2 separate regions of the Homo sapiens genome follow, and region 2 is linked to region 1. Evidence: chromatin contacts called from ENCODE Hi-C or POLR2A ChIA-PET data. All regions are on one chromosome and are shown on one strand. The core of a region is the stretch at or near the end of the contact, and the rest is flanking DNA. Distances in the headings are between cores, read along the strand shown.

Evidence for each region. Hi-C counts contacts between places; a loop is a spot of excess contacts on that map. ChIA-PET counts read pairs that join two places held with the same protein, here RNA polymerase II (POLR2A). Pooled maps may share reads with other maps.
Region 2: a map of right lobe of liver shows a loop between it and region 1 (4-fold over the local background). The contact joins two enhancer-like sites. A Hi-C loop is called at or near these places in 23 of 168 maps with a recorded cell type or tissue (HepG2, IMR-90, K562 and 16 more) and 20 of 50 pooled maps. POLR2A ChIA-PET finds 5 or more read pairs at or near these places in 2 of 52 experiments (HepG2 and PC-9).

The regions. Positions count from the first base shown.
Region 1 is chr20:50,306,114-50,312,253 of GRCh38, forward strand. It overlaps LINC01270 (long intergenic non-protein coding RNA 1270), which reads left to right. Exons shown (of 5, transcript NR_034124.1): 3 at 5,692-5,901. LINC01271 (long intergenic non-protein coding RNA 1271) reads right to left here. Exons shown (of 3, transcript NR_109950.1): 3 at 4,598-5,136. Among named protein-coding and RNA genes, the nearest start is that of LINC01271, 12 kb to the right of the region's middle. RefSeq lists a silencer at 1-233 and enhancers at 2,421-2,932, 2,933-3,443. Within about 2 kb of position 2,603, at least 31 of the 41 ENCODE cell types and tissues checked have a DNase peak (open chromatin) inside an H3K27ac peak, as active enhancers do; they include adrenal gland, gastrocnemius medialis, heart right ventricle and 2 more, where a contact is called at or near this core.
Region 2 is chr20:50,458,995-50,465,325 of GRCh38, forward strand. No RefSeq gene overlaps it. Among named protein-coding and RNA genes, the nearest start is that of PTPN1, 48 kb to the right of the region's middle. RefSeq lists an enhancer at 1,197-1,697 and a silencer at 1,909-2,028. Within about 2 kb of position 1,902, at least 22 of the 41 ENCODE cell types and tissues checked have a DNase peak (open chromatin) inside an H3K27ac peak, as active enhancers do; they include adrenal gland, gastrocnemius medialis, heart right ventricle and 2 more, where a contact is called at or near this core.

The DNA of each region.
Region 1 (6,140 bases), core at 1,353-3,852:
AAGATAAATAAGTTGCATATTGCATTTGAGAAGATCCATGCTAGGGAGAGAAATGAAGCAGGAAAAGGAGATGGGATTTCAATGGGCGGGGCAGGAACAGCCTGGTGAGCAGGTGACAGCTGACAACGATCTGTAGGAGGTGAGGGAGGGAGCCGCGGGGAGGGGAGAGTGTTCCAGGCAGTGGGAACGGTGCACAGGCCCTGAGTGGGGGCTGTGGCTGTTGTGTTTGGGGTGTAGCAAAGAGGCCAGTGTGTGGAACAGGGTGAGCGAGGGAGAGAGACTAGGAGGACGTGAGGGCCAAGAGGCCGTGGGGGGCGGATCCTGCAGGGCCACGTGGGCTGTTAAAGGACTTTGGCTTTTTCTCTGCAGGACATGGGAGTCATGGAGGGTTCTGAGCATAGAAGGGACGTGGTCTGACTTCAGTTTTCATGGATCCCTCTGGCTGCAGTGGAGAATGGGCTGGAGGGGCCAGGGCCAGGACAGAGGCAGGGGGGATAGTGGGGAGGTGATGGCAATAGTCCACCCTCTGTTTAGTGATCCTGGTCCTTCCCCGCTCTAAAGCCTTCCTGACTTCCCATCGCCTCTGGACAAAGCTCAAACTCCTTAGCGTGACATTCAAGGCCCGCTTACCTGACTCTAGCTGCTCCCTGCCCCGGCTCCTCACTCTCCACAGCATCCCAACCAGATATCCTTCCTTCCCTGCTCCACATGCGGTCCACCTTTGCCCGTGCTGTTTCCTCTGCCAGGAATGCCCTTCCTGTCCCCCTTTGTGACCCAGTTCATGTAAGGCTGAGTCCCACAAGCTAGGAGATAGAAAAGGAAGGAATAGAGGAAAGGCTGTTCCTGGGGAGGGTCAGGGAGGGCCAGGTTTCGGCTCCCCTCTTCTTCCTGGAATTCATCCTCCATGGCCTCCGCAGCTGAGGGCAGGCTCAGGAGCTGGGAGTGGGGCTGTAGCCCACACGACCATGCTGTGTGACCTTGGGCAAGTCACCCACCCTCTCTGGGCCTTGGCTTTTCTGCTCTGTAAAATGGGGAGGATCCTGGAGCTCCTCATGGTGGTTCTGTGCACCCAAGGGCTGTGGCAACTGTGGGAATAATGGCATCCTGGGGAAGACATAACTGCACTTCCTTGCCCAGCCACGACAGGCCAGCTCAGGGTGGCCCTGAGCTGATGCTAGGGGTAGCTTGCAGGAGGGGTGCCCTCTGAAGCCCTGAGCATCTCCAGTTCAGTCACCCCTGAGTGACCTGAGCACCTACAGTGTGTCCAGCCCCAGCACTGTGCTTGAGCACGGACAGAGGCCAGACAGCCTGGTTTCAAATCCCAGCTCTGTCACTTCCTAGCTGTGTGATCTGGGCAAGTAATGTAACCCAGCTGGGCCTTGGTTTCTCACCTGTGACATGGGGACAGTAAGAGTGCTCTCCTCCTGGGAAGCTCAAAGAAGCCAGTGTGCTCCTATAAATACCATGCTCAGTGCGTGGAGGAAGCAGCTTATCAAGGCCAACTAGCATTTTTTTTATTATTATTATTATTATTATTATTATCACCACTGTCATTTCCTGGCTTTGTGGCCTCAGGCATCACTTGCTTCACTGTGCCTCAGTTTTCTCCTCTGTGAGATGGGGTAATAGTCCCACCTTCGAAGAGTTGCCATGAGGACTGAGCCTGACGCATGTAAATGAGCCTGGAGCAGAGTAGGTACTCTGTGATTTTTGTTTGTTTGTTTGTTTGAGATAGGGTCTCGCTCTGTTGCCCAGGCTGGAGTGTGGTGGCAAGATCTTGGCTCACTGCAACCTCTGCCTCCCAGGTTCAAGCGATTCTCCCACCTCAGCCTCCCAGGTAGCTGGGACTACAGGCGTGCGCCACCATGGGCGGCTAATTTTTGTATTTGTAGTGGAGACGGGGTTTCACCATGTTGGCCAGGCTGGTCTTAAAACTCCTGACCTCAAGTGATCTGCCCGCCTCGGCCTCCCAAAGTGCTGGGATTACAGGCGTGAGCCACCGCGCCTGGCCTCAGTCTGTAATTTCTTAAGAAAAACATTTCAAATGCAGAATTTATTTTATTCACTACCATAAGTCATCACTGATATATGAATAGTCCCTATGAAATCCTTTGTTATTCCTCTAGTCAGACAAATGCTCGTTTGGTTTAATCTGACTTAACAAATTAACGAGATGAGGAAGAAAATTCCAGGCCTTGGGACATTCACTGAAGCCCAACCAGGCACCAAGAGACACATGTCCTTCTAGTCCTTCTAATGAAGAGTGGAGGAAGATCAACACGATCCTTATTTACACTTCAAGTCATTATGACTCTGCAGCTGGGTGACCTTGGGCAAGTCCCTTCCCTTCTCAGACCCTGAGTCTCTTCTTTCCTAAAATAAGTGTGATAGCTTCCTACCTGCCCTGTCTAGCTCACAGGATTATGGTCTGGCTCCAAGACATCACGGCTATCATTTATTAAGTCCCTCCTGTATGCAAAGTCCCTCTTCCTGACCACCCTGCCTCCTTCCAGGAGGGAACTGGATGCTGCTTGTTTTCAGGACAGGACAGTGAGGCTGGGGAGGTGGCGGAGGATGCTGCCCAGGGAGAGGAGGAAGTAGGGGGCTGGGGCTGGCTGGGCTGACGCAGCTGTGATGTCAGACACCCGCCACAGGCAGCCGGCCCAGTGCTAACTGTGCGCTCTCTGCTGGTCTGGCCTGGCGCCTGCCCCCTCCTCCCCCCGCCACCCCCCTTAACCCCTTCCCGGCCTCCTCTTCCCAGACGGCCATCCCCCAGGCCCAGCCTTGCCCACAAGATTCCCAGATTTCACAACTGGGGCTGGCGCTGAATCATGTACAGTAAGTCCGGGGAGAGAAACTCCCGGCTGCCTGGCGTCCCCGGGACAGGACAGCTGCCAAGCCTGCCCTCCCTCCCAGGGGCCCACCGGCAGCCAGGGATCATCCCCTCTGGGCCCCTGACCAGCTAGGGGGTGATGGGCGAGACACACAACCTCCCTTGGCTGTGCCAGGGATCAAGGGACCGTGTGGTTTCCAGGGAACCTTCAGGCTCTGGAGGGATAGGGGCAGGCCAGGGTGGTGGGAGAGGGGTCGAAGTGGCCTTGTATTCAACCACGGCCTGCCACCAAATCACTGGTGACCTGGAGCAGTCCCTAACTGTAACTCTAAGTTACGGTTTCCTTATCTGGAAAGTGGGGATAATCACAGCCCTGACCTCACAGGTGGCTGGAAGGACTCTGAGAAGATCTGTGTACAGTGCTTACCGCAGGAAGCGCCCAATAAATATTATTATTATTGTTGTGACGTCGAGCTGGTCATGACACGCTTTAAGACCCTGGAGAAATCATCCAGTTCTTTGGAGGACGTCTCCCCTGAAACACCCACCCCTCCCGCTGTGATACAAATTACATCTTATCTTTTCAAAACTTCTTCAGTACATCAGCAAACATTTATTGAGCACCACTGTGTTCCGTGCCTGCTACCAGGTCCTGGAGATACAGCAGTGGACAAAACAGAAAGACATTTAAAAGCCCTCTGTTCTCGTGGAGCCTGTATTCTAGCTGAGGAGAATCAGACATTTGAGGTCATTTCAGTAAGTGAGCAGGGCTCCAAAGGAAATAAAGCAGAAGGTGCGATGGAGAGAGCCTGGGAGGTCCCCTCTGATGGGGTGACATTTGAACAGAAGCCCCAACAAAGAGGAGAAGCCCACGTGCAAAGGCAGGGGGTGGGAAACGGTGCTCCAGGCAGAGGGAACCGCAGGTGCTAAGGCCAGGCTGTGGGATCCTCTTGTTGAAGGCTCAGCAAGGGCAGTGTGGCTGGAGCAGAGGGAGTGAGTGAGGGGCAGAGGGGTGGGAGGTGAGCTTAGTGGGGCCCCCACCCTGGAGCAGCTCTCCTAATGCCAGGCTCTTCCTGAAAGTGGCCACCTGGTGCCTGACTTCTACCTGTAGGGGCAGCCACCTGACAAGGGCCCAGCTTCTTCCCATCCGGGGTCCCAAGGCCCCGGAGCTGCCTGCTCACAGTAGAAAGCCTCATTCCCAGGAACCCCACGGAGGGCCAGGCTCCCCGCCCCTGCCCTTTGCTCAGGCTGCCGCTGGGACTCCCCTGCCCCTCCCGGAGGATGTGACCCTCCCTGCCTCTCAGCCGCTCAGAGTGTGGGCATCTGCATCTCGGAGTCTCAGTGTGCCCACCTGTGAGATGGGCACCATGTTGCCTCAGGGAGGGAGTAAAAGGAGGAAGGGAGCTCTGGCCTTAGTATCTGTCCCCTGAACCCTGGAAGAAGGAAAACATCGGGGCTCACTGGGGACCAGGCTGTGCGTTCATAGCTGGACGGAGAGCTCAGGCGTGTGTATGTGCGTGTGTGCATGTGTGTGCATCTGCGTGTGTGTGCATGTGTGTGTGTGCACGTATGGGGTGGGGGAGACGGGGGTGGCATCAAGACCCAGGAGCCACAAGAGTGAGGAAGAGGGAAGGGGTGGGCTTCCAGGGACAGGGGGCAGTCAGAGCCTGGTTCTGGCGCCCAAGTGGGGATTGGGGCAGGGGGAATAAGAGGCCTGCCCTCCCTCCTGGGGGCCCAGCGGCAGCCAGGGATGATTTCCTGGGATGTTTTAAAAATCATTTATTTCTAGAAAAGTCTTTCATCATTTCCCTTCAGGTCACGGAGGCTGAGATGGCTGACGGGGTAGGTGGCTGTGGCCTGATGTGTCACTTTTGGCCTCAAACTGAGGCAATGGGGACGAAGTGGCTGCGAGGCGCAGTATCTGGCATATGTGTGAGAAACAACCACAGTGCCCTGGGGAGGGGCCACGTCCTCACCCCGCACCGCCAGGGTCTCAGCGTGTCTCCCAAAGGTCATGTGGGCCTTTAAGAGGTGGTTGGGTCCTGAGAGCTCTGCCCTTATGAATGGATTAGTATCATTATTGCAGGAGTGGCTTCATGATGGAGAGAGTGGATTTGTCATGAAAGTGAGTTCGGCCATTCCTTGCTGTCTCACGTGCCACCTCTTGCCATGGGATGCCCTCGCCATGGGATGACAGCAAGAAGGCCCTTGCTTGAGTGAGCCCCTCCATCTTCGGCTCTCCGGCCTCCAGGACTGTTAGAAATACATCTCTGTTCTTTGTAAATTACCCAGGCTGTAGTACTCTGTTATAGCAACACAAAACAGACTAAGACACTACTATGTAGATGAAGAAACAGGCCCAAGAGGTGAGGAGTGTTGTCCAGGTCTTCTGGCCAGAGGAGCGGCAGAGATGGGATTTCAACCCTGGGACTGTGTGGCTTGTGACCACTCCTAGCTTCAGCCCTGCCCGGTGCTGAGGGGTTTGGGGCCAGAACGATGGCCAGATGTTTGGGCACACTGGGCCCTACCCACCTGGAAAGAGGCTGGCCTGGGGTTGAATGAGAACCAGAAGTGACTCAGGCTAGGACCCCTCTGCACCCTCCCTCAGGCCGTGGGTAATTACCTGCCCAGGTTAATAGCGCCCACTTCCCGCCACCTTTCATCAAGGCTCCTGGAGCTGCCAGGCAGTAATTAACCCTCACAGCACCCTTCTGAAGTCAGCACTGGAGGCAGACGTGTGATGAAACACGTTTATTACAGGTAGGTAAACTGAGGCAGAACCCATTGCAGCCTGGGAGCCTAGCCTGTTGTTCCCCTGTGACTCAGCAGCTCAATCAATCTCTGCTTTCTTCCCACAGGAAGCACCAGTTAGCCCAGATGCTTCTCATCTTTGGAGTTGAGCTGCAGGCTGGAGACCTGGAAGGCCCTCGCAGCGCCTGCTCCCATCCTCTCACCTCACGAAAGCGCAGGAATGTGGGTTTGGAGCCAATGAAAAGTACTGGAATCTGGCTCTGCTCTGTGACCCTGGACAAGTCACTGCCCCTCTCTGGGCTTCAGTTTCCTCCTTGGTAACACAGAATGATTATACCTACCCCTTGGGTTTGTTGACCTGAATCTACCCCTCAGTCATTGCCTTTCCTTCTTGCTGCAGCCACACTGGCCCCTTGACAGTTCCTTGAACACAACAAGCCCTTTCCCACCTCAGGGCCTTTGCATGTGCAGTGCCAGATGCCTGGAATGTCCTTCCTTCCAATCTCCCCATGGCCGGCTCATTCTCATCTTTCTTGGCTCAAATGTTACCTCCCCA
Region 2 (6,331 bases), core at 652-3,151, 150 kb after region 1:
ACACCATTTGGTTTTATCCTTGTCTGTGATGTCTGTGATTTGTCATCTTTTTTTCCATTTCCACTAAAGTAGATGTTAACAAATGGAAGGCTGGAAGAATGGATGGATGAATGGGTGGGTGGATGATAAATGGGTGGATGGATGGATGGAAGGAAGGATGGATGGATGGATGGATGGATGGATGAATGGGTGAGTGGATGATAAATGGGTGGATGGATGGATGGAAGGATGGATGGATGGATGGATGGGTGAGAGATGGATAATGAGTGGAGGGATGGATGAATGGATGGATGGGTGGGTGGATGGAAGGATGGATGGATGGGTGAGAGATGGATGATGGATGGAGGGATGGATGAATGGATGGATGGGTGGATGAATGGATGGGTCGGTGGATGGATGGAAGGATGAACAGATGGATGGAAGGATGGATGGATGGATGGAAGGAAGGATGGATGGATGGATGGATGAGAGATAGATGATGGCTGGAGAGATGGATGAACAGATAGATGGGTGGATGGATGAATGGATGGATGGTTGGGTGGGTGAAGGATGGATGATGGATGGAGGGATGAATGAACAGATGGGCAAATTAATGAATTAGTGGATGACTGGGTGGGTGGAATGCATGCATAAAATAAATGGGTGACTGAATACAAAAAGAACTAACTAAATAAATAATGATGAAAGGCAGAGGGCACTAAGAGGGTTTCACCTTTCAGGGTTTGTTCCTGGACATTGAATGTGCCCTTTGGAAAGATTGCAAACTGGCAGTTATCAGGGTAAATTGGGCTGCAGACATATTTTGTTTGATCTTCACAGGGTTTTTAATTTTTTGAATTGTCATTATTTTAAAATTAGGAAATTTCACATTAAAAATCTAGATTTCTGATTTCTCCTGCAAAATTGGGCCGGCACCCATACCAGGAAATAATATACCAGGACTGACGGGGCTGAGCCTCTGAGTGCTCACGGTCCCCACTGCTCCACAATGCAGTCCTGCTATTGGGGTTGTGTCCACTGCCATTTATCATGGCAGTTTGGGCTGGTGTTTTTCTCAGTACCATTACAAGGAAAATGAAAAATCTCTTACAGGTGGCTCTTGGTCAAAAGTGGAAAATGAACTTAGGTAAAGAGGAAATTGGGAGAGAAGTATTTCTTTGTGGCCATGGAGAACACTCCTGTGGATTCGATGGACCAGCAATGCATCTTGCCTGAGTGGTTAGGGGCACAGATGCTAGAGCCTGATGGCCTGGGTTCAACCCCCGGCTGTGCTACATACCGGCTGTGTGGCCTCGTGCAAGTCACTGAACGTTTCTGGCCTCAGTTTCCTCATGTGTAAAGCAGAGGTGGTGTCAGTCCCCACCTCATAGAGTGTCAATGATTTTCTCTCCGTGGGGCTCTCTAGGTGTGAGCTGCTATTATCTTACACAGGGCTGGCTCCCGTCATGTGTGTGATCTGCCTACCCTGAGCGTCCACAGCAGCGGTTCTCAACCAAGGTCAACTGTGCCCCCCAGGGGACATTTGGCAATGTCTAGAGACATCTGGGGTTGTCACAACTTGGGTGGGGAGGGGCTACCAACATCTTATGGGTAGAGGCCAGGGAGACTGTGAACAGCCTGCAAGGCTCAGGACAGATCAGCAAAAGATTCTGCTGCCCCGTGTACTCCGCCCCGTGTACTACGTGCTGAGGCTGAGGAACCCGGATCTACAGGAGTCCAAGTCCCCAGAGGGGCTGAGCTATGGCCAGATATCTAGGAGTCCCTGAAGGCTGCCAGAGGTGATTCCCTCTAGACGTGGCAGGAGCCATTCCCTCTGGCCTGAGCCACCTCAGCCCTCAGGATCATCAGGCCCCAAGTAGTGCCCCGTCCCAGGGTGCCTGGCCCCAGCCTGCTCCCAGCCCCATACAACAGGCAAGAAATGTGTCTGTCCCTAGCGCCTCCTGGTGGCCCAGCCCTAAACTACATGACTCTTCCCAGCCCAGGGTGGTGGGAGGGGAGGATGAGGACGTACCTTCCGGGTGTTTAATCCAGACTAGTTGGGAATGTGGGAATTTAAGGTCATGGAAGGCGGTAGCCAATGTTTCAAAGACAAATTGACATAGGTTTGAATCTCAGATCTTCCACTGACCATCTGGGAGGCCTTGGACACATCCCATGACTCTCCTGGGCCTCAGTTTCCTCATCTGGAATGGGGATGATGTTATTTATGTCACAGTTTCGTTGGGAGGATTAAATTAAGTGCATAAACAGATGAAACATACGAGATGCTTAGGATTAAATTAAGTGCATAAACAGATGAAACATACGAGATGCTTAGGATTAAATTAAGTGCATAAACAGATGAAACATACGAGATGCTTCACAAGCCTCCTCTCGGATACTTGTTATTGCTGTGTTCATAGCAATTCATAGCCACTTGTGTTTGATGAATTTCCAGTGTACTCAGAGTGATTTTTTTCACTGACTATCAACAAATAATTTTGCTGCAAAGAAATACAGATATGGGAAAGGATGCACAATATATTATCAAATGACCACAGGCCTCAGAAACATTGTATACAAACACTCTATCTGTGTGTGTGTGTGTGTGTGTGTGTGTGTGTGTGTGTGTGTGTGTGTGCGCGCGCGCGCGCAGAGAGAGAGAGAGAATCTTGGTTGTTAACCAGCCTGGAGTGAACACGACTCACTGCAGCCTCCACCTCCTAAGCTCAAGCAATCCTCCCACCTCAACCTTCCAAGTAGTTGGGACTACAGGCACCTGCCATCATATTTAGTAGAGACAGGGTTTTACCATGTTGCCCAGACTGGTTTCAAACTCCTGGACTCAAGTGATCCTCCAACCTTGGCCTCCTAAAGTACTTGGATTACAGGTGTGAGCCACTGCACCCGGCCTGATATATCTATATTTTAAAAATATGTACTTTCATAACATGTATGAGAAACAAATACCTCATTTTCTTAGTATATAAAAATCCCTAGCAGATCAACAAAAAGACAATTATCCAAGAGAAAAATAGACTAACAATTTGAATGCTTTGCCACCAGAAAAGAAATATAAACAGTCTTTGAACGTATTTTTTAAATGTCCAATCTAACATATAAACAATGAATATGTAGATTAGAACTATGGTGAACACCTTTTTCCCCTATCGGCAAGGCCAAGATCAAGAAGTCCAATCATACTTGGCCTTGGCTAGGACGTGGGGAAACCAGAGCTCACGGAGGTTGCCGGTGCAAATGACGATTGGTAGGTACAACCTTAGAGAGCATTTAGACAACCAGCGTCAAAATGTTTAAACGCACCTGCCCTATGACTGGGCGATTCAGTTGCTAAGAATGTATCCATCAGAAATAGCTCTGAATACATGGAAAGACTTCTGTGAAAGGGATACTAATTGCAGCATTGTTTGTTGCAGAAAAACCCTGGAAATACCTCCGTGACTATCACCAGAAAACTTGTTAGATAAATTATTATATTCAGACAATGGAATGTGCAAAGAATGCTCTCCTAGTGCTGATCTGGAAAGATCTGCCAAGGTACATTGCTAAGTTGAAAAAAACAAAATCCCAGTGCAGAACAGGGTGTGTGGTGTGCTTCTATTTAGAGAAATGAGTACAGGAATCCACGCACATATTTGCTTATCTGTGTTCTGGATGTCTCTGTAATGATCCCCAAGAAATGATAACCAGAATGGATTCTGGGGAGGGAAGCTTGGAGTTTTAAAGCTGGGGATGGGGGTTAAGGATTAGAGGGAGAAGACCCACTGTAAATCTTTTGGTATCTTTTGAATTTTTGCATATGAATACAATCCCTTGTTAGTTTTTAAAAATGGAACTTTTTAATGCATTGATAGATGACAGAGAGAAAAATGCCTTGAAGGATATGCTCCAACGTGTCAATAGCACTTATCTCTGGGTGGCTGATGTGAATTAGAAGCGACTTTTATTTTGTTCTTTTTTTATTATTTCTCTAATCAATTATTTATTTTGAGACAAGATCTTGCTCTATCACCCAGGCTGGAGTGCAGTGATGCGATCACCACTCATTGAAACCTCTGCCTCCTGGGCTTAAGTGATCCTCCCAGCTTAGCCTCCTGAGTGGCTGGGACTATAGGCACTTGCCACCATGCCTGGCTGATTTTTTATTTTTAATTAAATTTTTTTTTGTAAAGACGAAGTCTCACTAAGTTGCCCAAGCTGGTTTTGAACTCCTGGGCTCAAACGATCCCTCTGTTTCAGCTTCCCAAAGTGCTAGGATTACAGGTGTGAGCCACTGTGCCCGGTCTGTTCTTTTTAAAAAATACAGAGACAGGGTCTCACTTTGTCACCTAGGCTAGAGTACAGTGGCATAATCATAGCACCCTGCAGCCTTGATCTTCTAGGCTCAAGTGATCCTCCAGCTTCAGCCTCCCAAGTAGCTGGGACCACAGGCATGCACCACCACTTCTGGCTATATTTTGTTCTTTTTACTTAGATTTTCTAATTTAAAAAAATAATTACCAGCCGGGTGTGGTGGCCCATGCCTGTAAATCCTAGCACTCTAGGAGGCCGAGGCAGGAGGATCATTTGAGCCCAGGAGTTTGAGACCAGCCTGGGCAACATAGTGAAACCGCGTCTTTACTAAAAATACAAAAAAAAAAAAAAATTAGCTGGGTGTGGTGGTGCTCACCTGTAGTCCCAGCTACTCAGAAGGCTGAGGCAGGAGAATCACTTGAACCTGGGAGGCAGAGGTTACAGTGAGCCCAGATCACACCACTGCACTCCAGCCTGGGCAACAGAGCGAGACTCCGTCTTAAAATAAAATAAAATAAAATAAAATAAATAATTATCAAGGTATATTCAGATAATTTTTTTAAAAATTAAGTAAGTAAACACCTCAGTGTTCTCTTGGTAGTCAGGGGAAAACTAACTTCTACATGAAAAAAAGAAAAGACCAAAAACACATACACTTCTCTAAACAGGCAGATTATTTTCATTGCCAAGGACATTACAGAGACTGAGGAGTGGGTTGGAAATATATTCTATGAAAAATCGAGAATTAATACAACTGTCCTACCATGCACTTTCTGGGCATCAAAACGCCAAGCTTCTAACTCAGACCTGAGTTCAAACTCTGACTGCCACTTACTAGCTGGGCAAGTTGCTCCTACGCCGTTGGCCTCAGTTTCCTCATCTGTAGTCTGAGACCACATTGCTGCTGGCAGGCTCGAGTGAGATCATGCCTGTGAAGTACTTGGCTCAGGCGTACTCAGAGACCCAGTTCAAACAGGGAACAGGCAGAAATTCTGCACCCCGCAAGGGTGACAGGGCGGAGGGAGGACAGGAGGGGCCGCTTTGCCGGACTGGGGATCAGTGTGCAACTAGCTGGGCCCGGAGTCCCCCACAAACCGGCCAGCTCAGAGGTTCTTCCGACAGTTTGGAGAGAGTGACACCAAGTGGCCAAGTCTGAAACTACACCTTCAAGCCGGAGGGTTAGAGCCTCTCCCCGACCCCTCCAGCTGCGGTCCTGAGCCAGGCACTGAACTTCCCTGAATCTGAGTTTTTTCAGCTGCGAAATGGAGGTAATCCTGCCTACCTGGCAGAGCGGAGGTGGGAATTAAATGAGGTAACCCGCAGAGATTCTCTCCAGGACCGCCATGTTGCACAACTTCAGGGGCCCCATTCATGAAACTGTGCAACATAGCGGCACCCCTAACAGGTGGCTGTCATTATCATCCCTCCCTCAGACACTGAGTTTCCTTCTCTACTCCCCTAGAGCGATTCTGAAGCTGGGTCTTCCAAAGTATAGAACAAATACCAGTGGGATTCGTGGGGAGATCTTGGTGGGCACAGCACCCCAGTATCAAATAACATTTCATTCTCTGTCAATCATTCTGATGGCATCTAGGCGGCAGTCTCAGTTTGATAGGAACATGACATTAACGCCTTTCTAACACTTACCTGCCTCCCTTCCGAACTTTCTGTTTGAGAGTGGGCCTCAGACTTAGTGCCTTCAGAAGGCAAAATTATTTGGCTAGAATTTAATAAAGTTACATGTTTTCATAATATTTACTTTTTGTGGTCACCTTCTATTGAGAGCAAGTGGTGCTGGTTTTCCCTTTACAGTAGATGTGGTAGATTGTATTATTGTCAAAGTATTTATCCCATTGGCAATTCCCTGGTGACCCTCCCGGCTGAAGTCAGGCTTGGCTGTGTGACTTCCTTTGGGCAACAGAGTGTGAGCTAAGCTTTCGAGAAGCGGCTTTGTCATGTGGTTTATCTCTGCTGTGAGAATGGCCTGCCCCAGGAATGGGCTGCACCTTTAACCTGGATCAGAGTAAAGATGACATAC